2 separate regions of the Homo sapiens genome follow, and region 1 is linked to region 2. A link is a loop called in an ENCODE intact Hi-C map of the cell type or tissue named here. Cell type or tissue: HepG2. All regions are shown on one strand. Links, peaks and the distances in the headings refer to the core of each region. The heading gives the core; the rest is flanking DNA. Region 1 overlaps UTRN (utrophin). Region 2 overlaps UTRN (utrophin).

What was found. Hi-C counts contacts between places; a loop is a spot of excess contacts. Peaks named below come from ENCODE experiments on the same cell type or tissue, not always from the same donor. Only the 100,000 strongest peaks of a DNase experiment are listed, where the experiment ranks them.
Region 1: it touches region 2 in a loop (38-fold over the local background); 1 of 110 quality-filtered maps calls a loop at or near these places.

Annotation. Positions count from the first base shown.
Region 1 is chr6:144,649,776-144,656,647 of GRCh38, forward strand. All of the region lies in intron 51 of UTRN (utrophin), which reads left to right. Among named protein-coding and RNA genes, the nearest start is that of SNORA98, 250 kb to the left of the region's middle. RefSeq lists a silencer at 4,078-4,372. In HepG2, for the core only: no CTCF peak of the experiment used is centred there; DNase peaks (open chromatin) are centred at 2,976 and 4,236; H3K4me3 peaks cover 1,886 bases.
Region 2 is chr6:144,340,379-144,347,250 of GRCh38, forward strand. The region is part of intron 2 of UTRN (utrophin); the gene reads left to right. Among named protein-coding and RNA genes, the nearest start is that of UTRN, 58 kb to the left of the region's middle. RefSeq lists enhancers at 1,383-1,562, 1,583-1,722, 1,743-1,802, 4,656-5,156, 5,157-5,657. In HepG2, for the core only: no CTCF peak of the experiment used is centred there; DNase peaks (open chromatin) are centred at 1,913 and 3,483; H3K4me3 peaks cover 393 bases.

The DNA of each region.
Region 1 (6,872 bases), core at 898-5,897, 310 kb after region 2:
ATTAGCTACTAGTATACTAGCTTTAATGAGGAAATAGAAGGTGAGCTAAAGGAAGTAACTTTTTCATTAGTTTTCAAATTCAGTTAGGTTTGTCATGCAGCATACAGAACTGGAGAATACAGAGAGACTGGATTCAGGAATGATGACGTGAAGAAATCCTGTGAGGAGATGTATTAGCTCATTCTCATGCTGCTAATAAAGACAGACATACCTAAGACTGGGTAATTTATTTAAAAAAAAGAGGTTTAATGGACTTACAGTTCCACATGGCTGTGGAGGCCTCACAATCATGGCAGAAGGCAAAGGAGAAACAAAGGCACATCTTACATGGTGGCAGGCAAGAGAGCTTGTGCAGAAGAACTCCCCTTTATAAAACCATCAGATCTCATCAGACTTATTCACTATCAGGAGAACAGCATGGGAAAGACCCACCTTCATGATTTAATTACCTCCCACCAAGTCCCTCCCACAACACGTGGGAATTATGGGAGCTACAGTTCAAGTTGACATTTGGGTGGGACACAGCCAAACCATATCAGGAGGTGGAAGAGAAAAGAAGCAAGAAATATCAAAAAATATTAAGATATTTTGATATTTAAGTAGTGTGTATATGTGGGTGTATTAATTGGTGATTCCAACTTGTTTTAAAGTTTCAAAGTTGTTTGAGATGATATGTATGAGATAATTTAGTAATTCAATAACGACTTTTGGTTGTCTACTATATGGTAGAGACTGTTGTAATTTCTGGGGATACGTCAATGAATACAATAGAGCATTGCTATTTTAGGAATGGCTTCACTGATGTGATGAATATTTTATTATTCAATCTGGCTTTTAATAATTACTGGTCATAGGCCGGGCGCCGTGGCTCACGCCTGTAACCCTAGCACTTTAGGAGGCCAAGGCGGGCAGATCACAAGGTCAGGAGTTTGAGACCAGCCTGACCAACATGGTGAAACTCTGTCTCTACTAAAAATACGAAAATTAGCCAGGTGTGGTGGCACGAGCCTGTAATCCCAGCTACTCAGGAGGCTGAGACAGGAGAATCGCTTGAACCCAGGAGACGGAGGTTGCAGTGGGCCCAGACTGCGCTACTGCACTCCAGCCTGAGCGACAGAGCAAGACTCTGTCTCAAATAATAATAATAATAATAATAATTACTGGTCATTGATAAATCTTTATGTAACCTATTTATATTTTATTTTAAAATTTTATTGTTAATAATAACCAGTGTTAACTCATAACAAGTTTTCTTTGTGGTAAAAAATGAAGAAATATTTTAAAATATCATACACTTAGCTTCTCTCAAAATATTAGGTTTGTGCAAAAGTAATCACGGTTTTTGCTGTTAAACCAACCGAAATAATAATACTATAATAATATATTTTTAGAGTTTTTATCAATTTTTTTGATATATATGAAAACTAGTGGAACCCTCACCTCTGAAAAAGTCAATGCAGGCATTTCTGGTATACATATAATAATAAGAAAGTCTTAATTGTCCTGTAACTAAAACTATCTAAATCTCAATAAATTTGTGTTGAAACAAATGCGCAATTATATAGTACTAGTGAATGTCTTTCTTGATAAGAGTGTTTGCTCAAGTGTTAGAGGAATATTCTACACAGAAAAATCAAGGTTCAGACAAGAGTTCCAGGGTCAAGCAGCTAGATAAGTGTCATAAAGGAAATCATGACACAGGTCGTTTGATTTCGAGAGTGTTATTCTTTCTTTTTTATCCCATGAAATATATACTATAGGGCCAGGATGAAATAATACAGATAAGTAATCTAGTTTACATGTAACATCAATGAATATTTTCTCATACAATTAAAACATTTTCTGTATTGCTTTTCAGACTATCATAGTAGTAGAATGATCTGACTCAATTTTTAGTGAGGAAGTTATGTTCTGATGACTTAAGTTCTTATCATCCTGAACTACATATAGTCTTTTCTATACCAATGTGTAGTGTTGTCAGTTTGCGTGTTGTAAATATCTTCTTCCAGTTTGTGTCTTGCCTTTTTATTTTCTTTACAGTATTTTTTTTTATTTCAATAGGTTTTTGGGGGGCAAGTGGTGTTTGGTTACATGAATAAGTTCTTTAGTGGGGATTTCTGAAATTTTGGTGCACCCATCACCTGAGCAGTGTACACTGTATCCAATGTGTAGTCTTTTATCCCTCACCCCCCTCCCACACTTTCCCCTGAGTCCCCATTGTGTTGTACTTTTAAAGGCTCTTTTACTTCCTAATTATTCCATATTCTGATTTTAAAGTTAAAACACTCTCCAGATTAAATTCTAGATGGAAATTGTACTTTAAATTCCTTTGTTTAGCAATTTCAAATGCAGAGCTTGAGATGACAAGACATTGCAAAGTCCCTTCTACTGTGGCTTAACTTATCCCTAAACAAGAATGTGGCTGATGTCAGTGTCAGATGGTGCTTCACCTGTGGACGTTCATTTCCTTTAATATTTTGTTACAGTAACCTTCATGGCACATAAAGCCTCCTGTCTCTGAACCTGACAAACAGGGTCCAGGGAATAAGACTTAATCACTATCACAAGAAAATCACGGGAAAGACCTGCCCTCACGATTAAACTATAATTTTCTTTTTCACTTCTGCAACTTAGATCCATGTACGAAGGTGCTATTCACATTGCAGCATCTCTTTAGACACTAGTAGACTCTGGCGCTTTCACTCTGCCACAGTCTAGGTGGGATCACTTAAACCTACTTGAAAGATAAAGCGATGCTTCAATTGCCTGGACAAATCAGGCCAGACATTCATTTTCAAGCGTTATCAATGGATTTTTATAAACATTCCAAAAAACTTTAGACCGTAGTATCACAGTATTAGATGACAATAGGGATACTCGTTTCCTTGGGAAGAGAATAGCTCGAGTTATATAATGCCTGTTTAGACACAAAGTTGTCCTTTAAGTAAGCAGGAGTTACTAGTTATAAAGTAACTTATGACAACAAAAAGGCTTTGTTCTGTCTGTCCCTTAGAAAAGCTTACCATTGACCAGCCCACTGCTGCAGAAAGCTTGTTTCTATTGAGGGCTGGTTTGGTAGTGTTAGACCATCTGGCACCTCAAAACTTCTGAAACTTTTAAAGGCAAAAATAATTGTCTCCAGTAGCATTAGCTTTCAAATATAATGATGCCACCCTTTTTGGAATAGGTATCTACTCAGGAAGGTAAATGTGTTTTACTTGGGTATTTTCTATCTAATGATTTAATTTTGTATGAAAATAGAAACACAGGCTGTGGTGAAATTTTCACACAGTATAAAAGATTGAACATTGAAATGTTTCATTCTAGACACTCAGCTCTCCAGTCCCTCCCTTCCAGGTCGCCATTATTGCTGTATTATAGATCTTTACAGAAATATTATCTGTATCTCATAGATTGTACCTGTACATAACTACATATCACTCCCCCCCTTTTTGGCGTATACATAGGATATGTACGTGCATACATATTAGAGGTTAATTATTTGCTCTTAGAAATTATCTCCCTCTTGGCCAGGCACGGTGGCTCACGCCTGTAATCCTAGCACTTTGGGAGGCTGAGGCAAGTGGATCACGAGGTCAGGAGATTGAGACCATCCTGTCAAATATGGTGAAATCCCATCTCTACTAAAAAATACAAAAAATTAGCCAGATGTGGTGGCAGGCGCCTGTAGTCCCAGCTACTTGGGAGGCTGAGGCAGGAGAATGGTGTGAACCCGGGAGGCAGAGCTTGCAGTGAGCGGAGATCACGCCACTGCACTCCAGCCTGGGCGACAGAGCGAGACTCCATCTTAAAAAAAAAAAAAAAAGAAATTATCTCTCTTTTCCATAGTTGTACAGCATTTCATTATGTGAGTCTGCCATAACTTGTTTACCCAGTTACCTTTTCATGGACATATAGATTGTTTTCAGCTCAATAAGTCAAGTAGGACTTATTGAGCATCCTTGTACATATGTCTGTACACATGTTTGCAAATTCCTAGTGATAGAATTTCTGAGTCAAAAGTTATATGCATTTTAACATTTGATGGGCATTGTTAAATTATCCCTTACCCTCAAATTTGGCAGATTCTAATAATCTCTAGGAAATGTAATGACTTAAAGTAAAGGAATTCTTCATTTTGTAATCAGCCTACTGATTTCCATGAAAGGTGCATAATACATTGTCTGTGTTCACCGTCTATGTAGAACTCATTGCTCAGAGCAAACATCTGAAGGAAGAGAGATAACGGTACAGAAAGTAAATATGACTGGAGGGGAGAAAATGTGTGATTGTGGTGTGTGACTTTTTGTGGGAAACCATAGTTGTAAGTGTGAGTGGTTCATGTGGTTAAGTATTAACTGGTTATTGGTGATATTAGTGAAGATGGATCATGATTAGGGAGTTGAAGTAGGTTTAGAGTGTGATTTTGCAGAGAATGCAGAATGGGTTCCTAAGTAAGAAGATGACAGGGACATGGTTCAGAGTTGAAGCAGTAGCTCCACAATGAATGGATTAGCCTCCAAGCATGAGAGAAATCCCACTGCTTAGTATTATACACAAAAGTATAGCTGATCGCGTGGGGTTAGTTTGAACTTCCTCTGTGTTTACCCAATGTTCAGTTCCTTAAATATGTATTCAGATTATAGTAACAATGCCCTCCTGGGGAAAGTACCAGCTTTTTACTTGTGACTGAAAACGGCGCTTTCAATTTTGATTTGTTTTGACATTTTAGTTGCTGTTATTAAAATTTGTATTTTAATTTTGGCTTCAATTTACTAAATCTACATAGCTGAAGAAAACTGGAGAAACCTTTATAAAACCTTTTGAAAACCTTTAAGAGCCTTTTTCCCAGAGCCCTGTGGATTTAGTTGCATATGCTACAGGCTTGTGCTGTCAGTAGACATCTGGAATTTGAGGCTTGGCCTCCTGAGATTGTTTCCCTCTTGTCTGATGCTGCATATTTTTTAGGAAGAATATGGTTTGGAAGCATTAACTTGTCTTGGCATTATTTTTAGTCACCTAATAAAGTGCCGTCTGAATTGTTAAATATTTAGAAGGTTGCTGAAGGCTGACTCCTGCACCTGGTTGGCTAATTCAGAAGCAAATCAGCTGGTATTTCTCTTCCTGAACCCCTACCCCACCCACCCATTTTCCTGAAGAAGAAAAAGCTCTTTGAGCCTCTTTGAATGTCTATTGGAATCTTTTGGTTATGTGTTATAGAAAATATATTAAGTATTGAATCTTTTTCTTATGAATCCTAATTTTTATTTCTCCATGACCACCTGTAAAATTATCAAAGTAGATGGCATTATACTGAAGAGACAAACATTAAAAATAATTCTTTGCGTACAAAGCATAGTGCCTGAACTTCCTGGGATAAAAGGAGAGTTTTCCCTTTCATCAGGGGACTCAGGCCTCCATCCTTAGATTGAACTTTTTGCCCTTTAGGGCTGTATATTACCTTAAATAGCTACCAGCTGACACACTTTGCTGCAGGCTGATGTTAACTTGAAAGTCGAAATGTATGGACTGGTCTCTCCCTAATGGAACTTCAGTGGTAGAAGACAATGAATTGAAAACTCAGATCACGATTAGGGTCTTGAAGCTATTTTATTTTTGAATTCTAAATCCCAAGTTAGAAGGGTTATGAAAAGGAGAATTGTGTATATTTCTTTCACAAGAAATAAGTTGGATCTTTCTTTGAGTCAGAATGGGCTTACAACAAATAAACTTTTCTCCCCATGCCAGAAACTCCTCATTTTAGTAATGAATAAGCCATGATGTAGCGATTTATGTGTAATCACCTATTGACCTTCCATATGCTTCACTTTAGAGGCTCCTAAGAAGCTTTTCTTCTTTTCTTTTCTTTTTGTTCTTTGTGTTGGCCAATATAAAGAGAAACCTGTTAGAATTTACATAGAAAACATACTTGATCTTTACAGTTTTAAAAATTGTCTTTAGTGGGAAGGGTGCCTTAAGATCCACTATAGGAGTAAGATGTAAAGTTCTTATTTGAGCTGTAAAGAATCTTTTATTGCCTTAATAAAATTACTAAATAGGTCATCTTTTAACAAATTATATGAAATATAGTTTTTAAGTACAAAACATTTGTAAATTGTCCTACCCTTTGAAAGTTGTTGGCAAAGCCATACCTATAGCTCTCTTCATTTTGGCATTGGAATGTGGTTTTTATTAAGCAGTTTAGATTTAGATTTTCTTGAGTCCATTGCTGAGTTTTCCTGTGCTTCTCTGTGGTTCTGGAACTTTTTGCTTTCTCATGAAACTCTATGTCTATGTTTGAAACATGGTTTATTTAGCTAGAGATTCCTGGGTTATTCAGTGTTGATCTGATACAGGGATTGGTAGTGTCAAGCATATTCCACCTACTGAGGATTAGTGAACAATTTATTTGCACATTGGCTTAAATTGGGAAAATGTCAACTACTTCAAATGTCATCATCTAATTTATTAAGTCTCTCTGGTGATGTATTGCTTACACTGGAGGCATCTATTTTTTGTTTTAATAATTACAGGATTACAGGTGATAATGTATCAAAGAGGTGGTTGATAAAAAAGGACTGTAGAAATGTAGGTATATTACCAAGATGATATTTTGTGTACTGACTTTAAACTAAGAAAGTACTCTTTGTTTTGAGACAAAGTCTCACTCTGGTTGCCCCAGCTGGAGCGCAGTGGCACGATCTCGGCTCACTGCAGCTTCGACCTTCTGGGCTCAGGTGATTCTCCCACCTCAGCCTCCCAAGTAGCTGGGATTATCGTCATGGGCCACTACATCTGGGTAATGGAAAGTACACTTTATCTTATAGATATCAAACACAAATTCATGATGAAATGTGCTCACTTTTATAAAA
Region 2 (6,872 bases), core at 895-5,894:
GAAGAATGAAGAAGATGTGTACCCTTCATGGCCAAGGTCAGCTTGCCTGGATTTTGTGGGGCTGATGCTGCTGGGTGTATATTTCCTCCGTGGAGAGAGGATTAGTTTCTGAATTCCTTTGCTTCCCTCTCTAACTTCAACATTACCTCCTGTAGTTTCAGCTAATTTGTTCTGTAATTCTCTCTCCACTCCAATTCTTTCTTTCCTTTTTTGATGAGAGTAGACCTAGGCTGGCAGCCAGTTGCTATTGAGCTATAATAGAGCTAGTGGTATGAACAAAATTTGATTACTGCTGTCAACACTAGATTGAATAAGAAAGCGCATACCCTAGACAGATACTTGCAACATAAATGGTCTATTGATTTCACAAGAACTAGAAAATGAGGCCACCGTGTAATCTAGCAGAAGAATGGATCTGTGAATAGAGTGGGTCCTGACATTGCACAACAGTTTTCAAAAGCGCCCCCCTATTGATCTTTTTAGAAGAATCTTCAGATAAACTGATTTTAGCTTCTGATTTTCCTCACCATCAAGTGTTTACAGAAACTTCAATGAAGCCTTTGCACTTGTGTGTGTTCAATGGTTTGCTTTTCCTACATAGAATCTAGTTTGGAAGTTATATTGGCTGTTACAGACCTTGTTTGCTCCTGAGCTATCATGATATTTCCACTTAGCTTAATATGAATGTTTTAGAAGTTTCCCACTATGGAAAGTTCTATTTGACATATGAAAGTTCAACGGTCAATTTCATAGTCAGCTCCACGGCAAGAAATAAATAAGACAATGGATTACAGAGTATAGCCTTGGGACATGGGAAATTTTTTAGAAGATGGATGAGTCATATTATTAATACATGTTGCAAGGCCCAAGGCCTTACATCAAAAAATAAGGAAAAAAGTTTTTATTTTTTAAAGTTAATAGCCTTCTGATATTTTCTTTGTTGTACTTTGTATAGTTTTTGTTCTGTTTAGTTTTGGGGGGATCAAAAAATAAATCCTAAGATAGAATGTTTTAGGAAAAAGGTAATTAACATCATTGTACATGAATTTGCTCAAACACAGTAAGGTCTGAAAAAAAAAGATCTCTTTGATGTTGATTTGTTTGAATAATTACTATTCTCCCAGTACTGCACTTTTGAGAGGGAAGGAGAAATTGTTGCTAGTGTCTAAATTTTAACTTGTCTTCCTTGGCTACCTTCAAAATTTGAGATCCTTAATCTTAAATCACATCTGGTCTAACAATTCTTCCTATAAACAGTTATGACTATTTACTGACAAAAGGCTGCTTTTATTGTGCCTGTTTCTATTTCAGAGGAAGACACATAAAGACAGGTGGAAAGAACTGATTTGTAAAGATTGAAATGTCATATTTACATTCAGAATTTCATTTCCTTACCAGTTTTCAGAAGAACCCTTTGGTAGAGGAAGCAGGGCCAACTTCTTTCACAGCCTCTTACTATAGATAGAAGTATGAAGGCCAGCAATATTTAGCTGGTATGAACCCATACAGCTGTACCAGGAACAATGTTGAAAGTCTTTGATTCCTATTGGAAAATAGCCACTGTTAAAGATGGACACCTTCAGGACCTCACTTCAGCATTGTAGCCAGTATCCGTTCTGACTAGGTGGTGCCCACGCCTCACTGGCTGTTCTGTATTTTGAATATTTAGTCCTGATTCTAGAAATGACATTTTTGGGCTATGGATAAAAGATGGGTTTCGATAGCCATTAAGGAAATGCAAATCAAACCACAGTGAAATGTCACTTCATACCCAGCAGGATGGCAATAATAAAAAAGACAAATAATAACAAATATTGGTGAGGATGTGGAGAAATGGGTATCCACATACACTGCTAGTGGGAATGTAAAAGGATGCAACTTTGGAAAGCTGTCTGGCAGTTCTTCCAAAGGTTAAGCATAGGGTTGCCATATGACTCAGCAATTCTACTTCTGGGTACACACATACACACACACACACACACACACACACACACACCCGCCACACCCAAGAGACATGAAAATGTATGCCCACATCAAAAACGTGTACACAAATGCTCATAGCAGAATTATTGATATTAGCTGAAAGATAAAAACAACCCAAATGTTCATGAACTGATAAATACATAATAAAATATGGTCTATCAATACAATGGAATATTTTAAAAATAAATGAAATACCCATACATAATACAACATGCATGGACTTCAAAAGCATTATGCTAAGTGAAATAAGCTAGTCACAAAAAACCATATACTGTATGATTTCTTTTATATGAAATGTACAGAATAGGTAACTCTATAGAGACTGGAAGTAGATTTTAGTGGTTGCCTTGGGCTAAGGGATGGGGGTCGATTGTGGTGATGGTTGTAGAATTCTTTGACAATACTAAAAATCATTAAATTATACAGTGTAAATGAGCTAATTGTATAATATATGAATTATATATCAATAAAGTTTGATGCAAAAAAAGATCAATGGGTATTGACTATGGGACATCATCTGTATCACTGTGCTTTTCCCGGTCTCCCTCCCTGTGACAGTCCTAGAAGACAGGTGAAGTCAGCCCGTCCATTTTACAGATTTGGAGACTGAGGCTTAGAGAGAGAGAGAGAGTATTTTGCCAGAGTCATACAGCTACTAGTCTAAGGAAAATGCAGAGATGAGGAGGAGGAGCATAGGGGAGGTACTGTTAGTTTCTCTTTTCTGTATCATAGTACAGTAGCAGGATGAGAGACACCTTTGAATTCAAACCTGTGTGTATCCTGACAAAGATACATATTCTATGAAAAGTCTTTGCTAATAAGTAGAAGATTTCTATTTCACAACAAGCAAGAAAAAGAATGAGAGAAGGACTAGAAAGTAGATGTGATCATATGAATAATGATTTTCCTTGCTTTTTGCATGTATGTGGTGGACACATGCAGAAGTGACAGCAGGAGTTCGAGACCAGCCTGACCAACATGGTGAAATCCCGTCTCTACTAAACACACACACACACACACACACACACACACACACACACACACACACAATAGCCGGGCATGGTGGTGGGCACCTGTAATCCCAGCTACTTGGGAGGCTGAGGCACAAGAATGACTTGAACCCAGGAGGCGGAGGTTGCAGTGAGCTGAGATCATGCCATTGCACTCCAGCCTGGGTGACGAGTGAAAAAAAAATAATGATAATAAAGAGAGCAAGGTGACCACAAAAGAGAATAGGCTGGAAAAATTTGTCTAAATGGTGGCCTCTTCTCTTATAGCTGCATATGGTTAAGTTTATTTTTTCCCTAGTAGCGAATTCTAAGGGATGAAGAAGAAATCCTTTTCAGTTTTACTTCCCCAAGGTGTGTATAACTACTATAGTGAAATAATAAGTCCAATTTATTCTTTGAAGTATAGTTAATATGTAACGAAACTCCTAAGGCCAGTTGTATACCCAGGGCAAACGCCTTCTAACATCTTTATTTATCTACGCAGTGGGTAGGGAGGTGGGTGGAGTGCCCCTTCCCAGCTGATACTGTCAAAACAGGAAGCAAAGTTATAATCTCTGTCATAGGAACATGAATAGAGGCCCTTAGTTGTGACTATTAAAAAAACAAAAAACCTGCCTAAGGAGTTTTCACTGACTACAAAGTGTAACTTCCTCTCTGGTGTTTAGAGGAGGTGGGGTTAGGTTTAGTCAGATCCTCTCATGGGAAAAATAAAAGCCACCAAAAAAAAAAAAAAAAAAAACCCAAAATAACACAGGACATCCCAGTGTGCAGTTCGAAGGCTGCTTTTGTTGTCCACTTCCTCCACATCTTTTTCCTCATCATCTAAGCAGATGTAGGTGATGAGCGGCCTGGCAGCCACCACGTTTCATTGGAAAAAGTGCAGATTGGATTTGCCAGGGCATGTAGCTCTCCAGGCTTGCAAGCGATTACCAGGTAAGTTTGTCAACTTGCACGACTCCCAGCCAGTGAGGTTTTCTTAAGAAACGTCTATGAAGACAGGGTTCTTTCATTCAGTTTTGTTAAGTAACAAAGCTTAGGACCAGGCTGGTGACGGGAACAGACAGCCTGTCTTTCCTGCTGCCACGTCTGTTGTGGACCCTCAAGAGTAGAGACCAACGCTGTCTGCTTCACACTTCTCTTCAGGAAGTGATAATTCACCAGAGTTATTAGTTTCTTTGGAAGAAGCCTTCCAGGATCCCTATATTTGTGGTAGCAAATATGCTTCACTTTACCTCCCTGTATTTTCAAAATAGCTTACTCTGTGCTGTTTACTGCCATCTAGAGAAGAAGCCTCCTTTGTGGTGTTGAGTATTGGTAGACCTCATCCCATATTGTATTTGATTTACTCTGTTGGCTAAAAAGGCATTTTACTTCTTGAAATATTTAGTTTTGACCTGAGAAAGGGGAGAATAAAACGTTTGTACTTTGGGGGACAGTATGAGTGCTGGGGTTTCTGTTTCAGTGCAGGCTTGTCTATGAGACATGCATATGCATAACTTCATGCAGGGAAAGTGTCGTGCACTTTTCTCTCGCTGAAGTTTACTTCCGGGGTGACTTAGTTTTTCTGATCAGTTTAGATGTTCATATCTTGTTTAATGTATACATGTGTGTACTGGTTGTATGAGCTTTTGGAGGGGAAAAACCCCAAGTGATGTGTTTTATTCGATCATACATATCATGCATGAATGTTGTCACTATGAAAAAACTTTGAGACTGGTTGGTTTTCTTTTTCAATGTTTTCCTTTCTTGTGGAATTACTCTTTCCCTCTTAATGTTTTCCTTCTTAGCTTCAGTGAATGAGGTGGTAAGGGGTTGTAGCGTTGTCTCTGCAGAGCAAATTCAAACCAAAATGATTGGAGCAGCCCATATTTTCTTAGTGAATTGGGTTTCTTGAACAAGTGGCATAGGAGACTGGTGTGCTACAATTCTCATCATTAACTGTTACTTCTTTCTTAAATAACCATGTGATCCCAACACAACATCAAAATACCTCTCAGGGACCTGAATTAAAACTCCACGCGGGCCAGGCACAATGGCTCATACCTGTAATCCAAGCACTTTGGGAGGCTGCGGCATGAGGATCACTTGAGGCCTGGAGTTCGAGACCACTCTGGGCAACACAGGGAGATTCCATCTCTACAAAAAATTTAAAAATCAGCCAGGCATGGTGGCATGTGCCTGTGGTCCCAGCTACTTAGGAGACTGAGGTGGGAGGATAGCTTGAACCTAGGAGTTTGAGACTAGTGAGCCACGATCATGCCGCTGCATTCCAGTTTGGACAACAGAGGGATACCTTGTCTCAAAAACCTGCATAGGGGCAGCAATTGCAGGCTTGTGGCCTTTCGAAGATTTCCTTTGATTGTCACTAAATCCTCTCTCTTTCCCCACCATTAAGAGTCTCTGTGGTCAGCTAGTCTTCATCAAAGGGTCTTGCTACAAAGGGTCTAGGGTAACCTTAATGATTGAAATCAGAAGACAGCTAGAAGAAAAGTACAAACAAACCTTTAAATAATAAGCAGGCTTTGGCCGGGGGCGGTGGCTCACGCCTGTAATCCCAGCACTTTAGGAGGCCAAGGCAGGCGGATCACCTGAGGTCAGGAGTTCTAGACCAGCCTGGCCAACATGGTAAAACCTTGTCTCTACTAAAAATACAAAAATTAGTCGGGCGTGGTGGCACGTGCCTGTAATCCCAGCTACTTGGGAGGCTGAGGCAGGAGAATCACTTGAACCTGGGAGGTGGAGGTTGCAGTGAGCCAAGATCACACCATTGCACTCCAGCCTGGGTGAAAGAGCAAAACTCTGTCTCAAAAAAAAAAAAAATAAAATAAAAAAGCAGGCTTTTAAATGAGTAGCTACAGTGTTAAATATATTTAAATGCTGTGCTGGTTGAGTTCTGGTTCATTTAGATAACATTCTTTCCTGCCCTATGACCAATCAAAAGGCTTTAGGAAAATAGCATTTTTAAAATTAAAATGTATTTCAGTGCATGTTATTTTAATAAAAATAGAAAACCAATGTGTACATGATTTCCAATTTCACAAGGGCCTAGATTCTCCTCTCATCAGTTGCTATTGAACTGATTTTTTTGTGTGTGTCCATAGTGTAGGCTCTTTAGTCATCTTGTTAGAAATAAGGACATTAAATTTAATGTTAAAAATAATATTTTCAGCCAGGCACAATGGCTCATGCTTGTAATCCCAGCACTTTGGGAGCCCGAGGCGGGCAGATCACCTGAGGTCAGGAGTTCAGGCCAGGAGCCTGGCCAATGTGGTGAAACATCGTCTCTACTAAAAATACAAAAATTAGCTGGGTGTGGTGGTGGGTGCCTGAAATCCCAGCTACTTGGGAGGCTGAGGCAAGAGAATCGCTTGAACCCGGGAGGCGGGGGTTGCAGTGAGCTGAGATTGCGCCACTGCACTTCAGCCCGGGCATCAGGGCGAGACTCTGTTTAAAAAAAAAATAGATCTCTATCTCTATCACTATCTCTCTGTCTATCTATGTATCATCTATCTATCTATCTATCTATCTATCTATCATCTATCTATCTATCGATCTCTATCTTTATCCAGCTGTATCATCATTTTCACTAGATGCTAACAATAATATAACTGAGATAAACCAAAGTTTCAAAACAAGCTTGAAAATGTGAAATGAATAATTTGGAGGCGGGACTGGCCATTTAGGCATCTATGAAGGCCCAGATGACTCATGTCTGGAAATTGCCACTGCTCAGGAAACCACTCCTGGGAGCCCTGCTCGTTTTGCCATCCTTCCTGCTTTCTTGCCTGCTGACAGGACTCTATGTCAGCTGTTTCCTTTTTAGATGGAAGGGTTAAAAGATTCACTACTTGGGTCCCCCATTAGAATCACCAACATGCT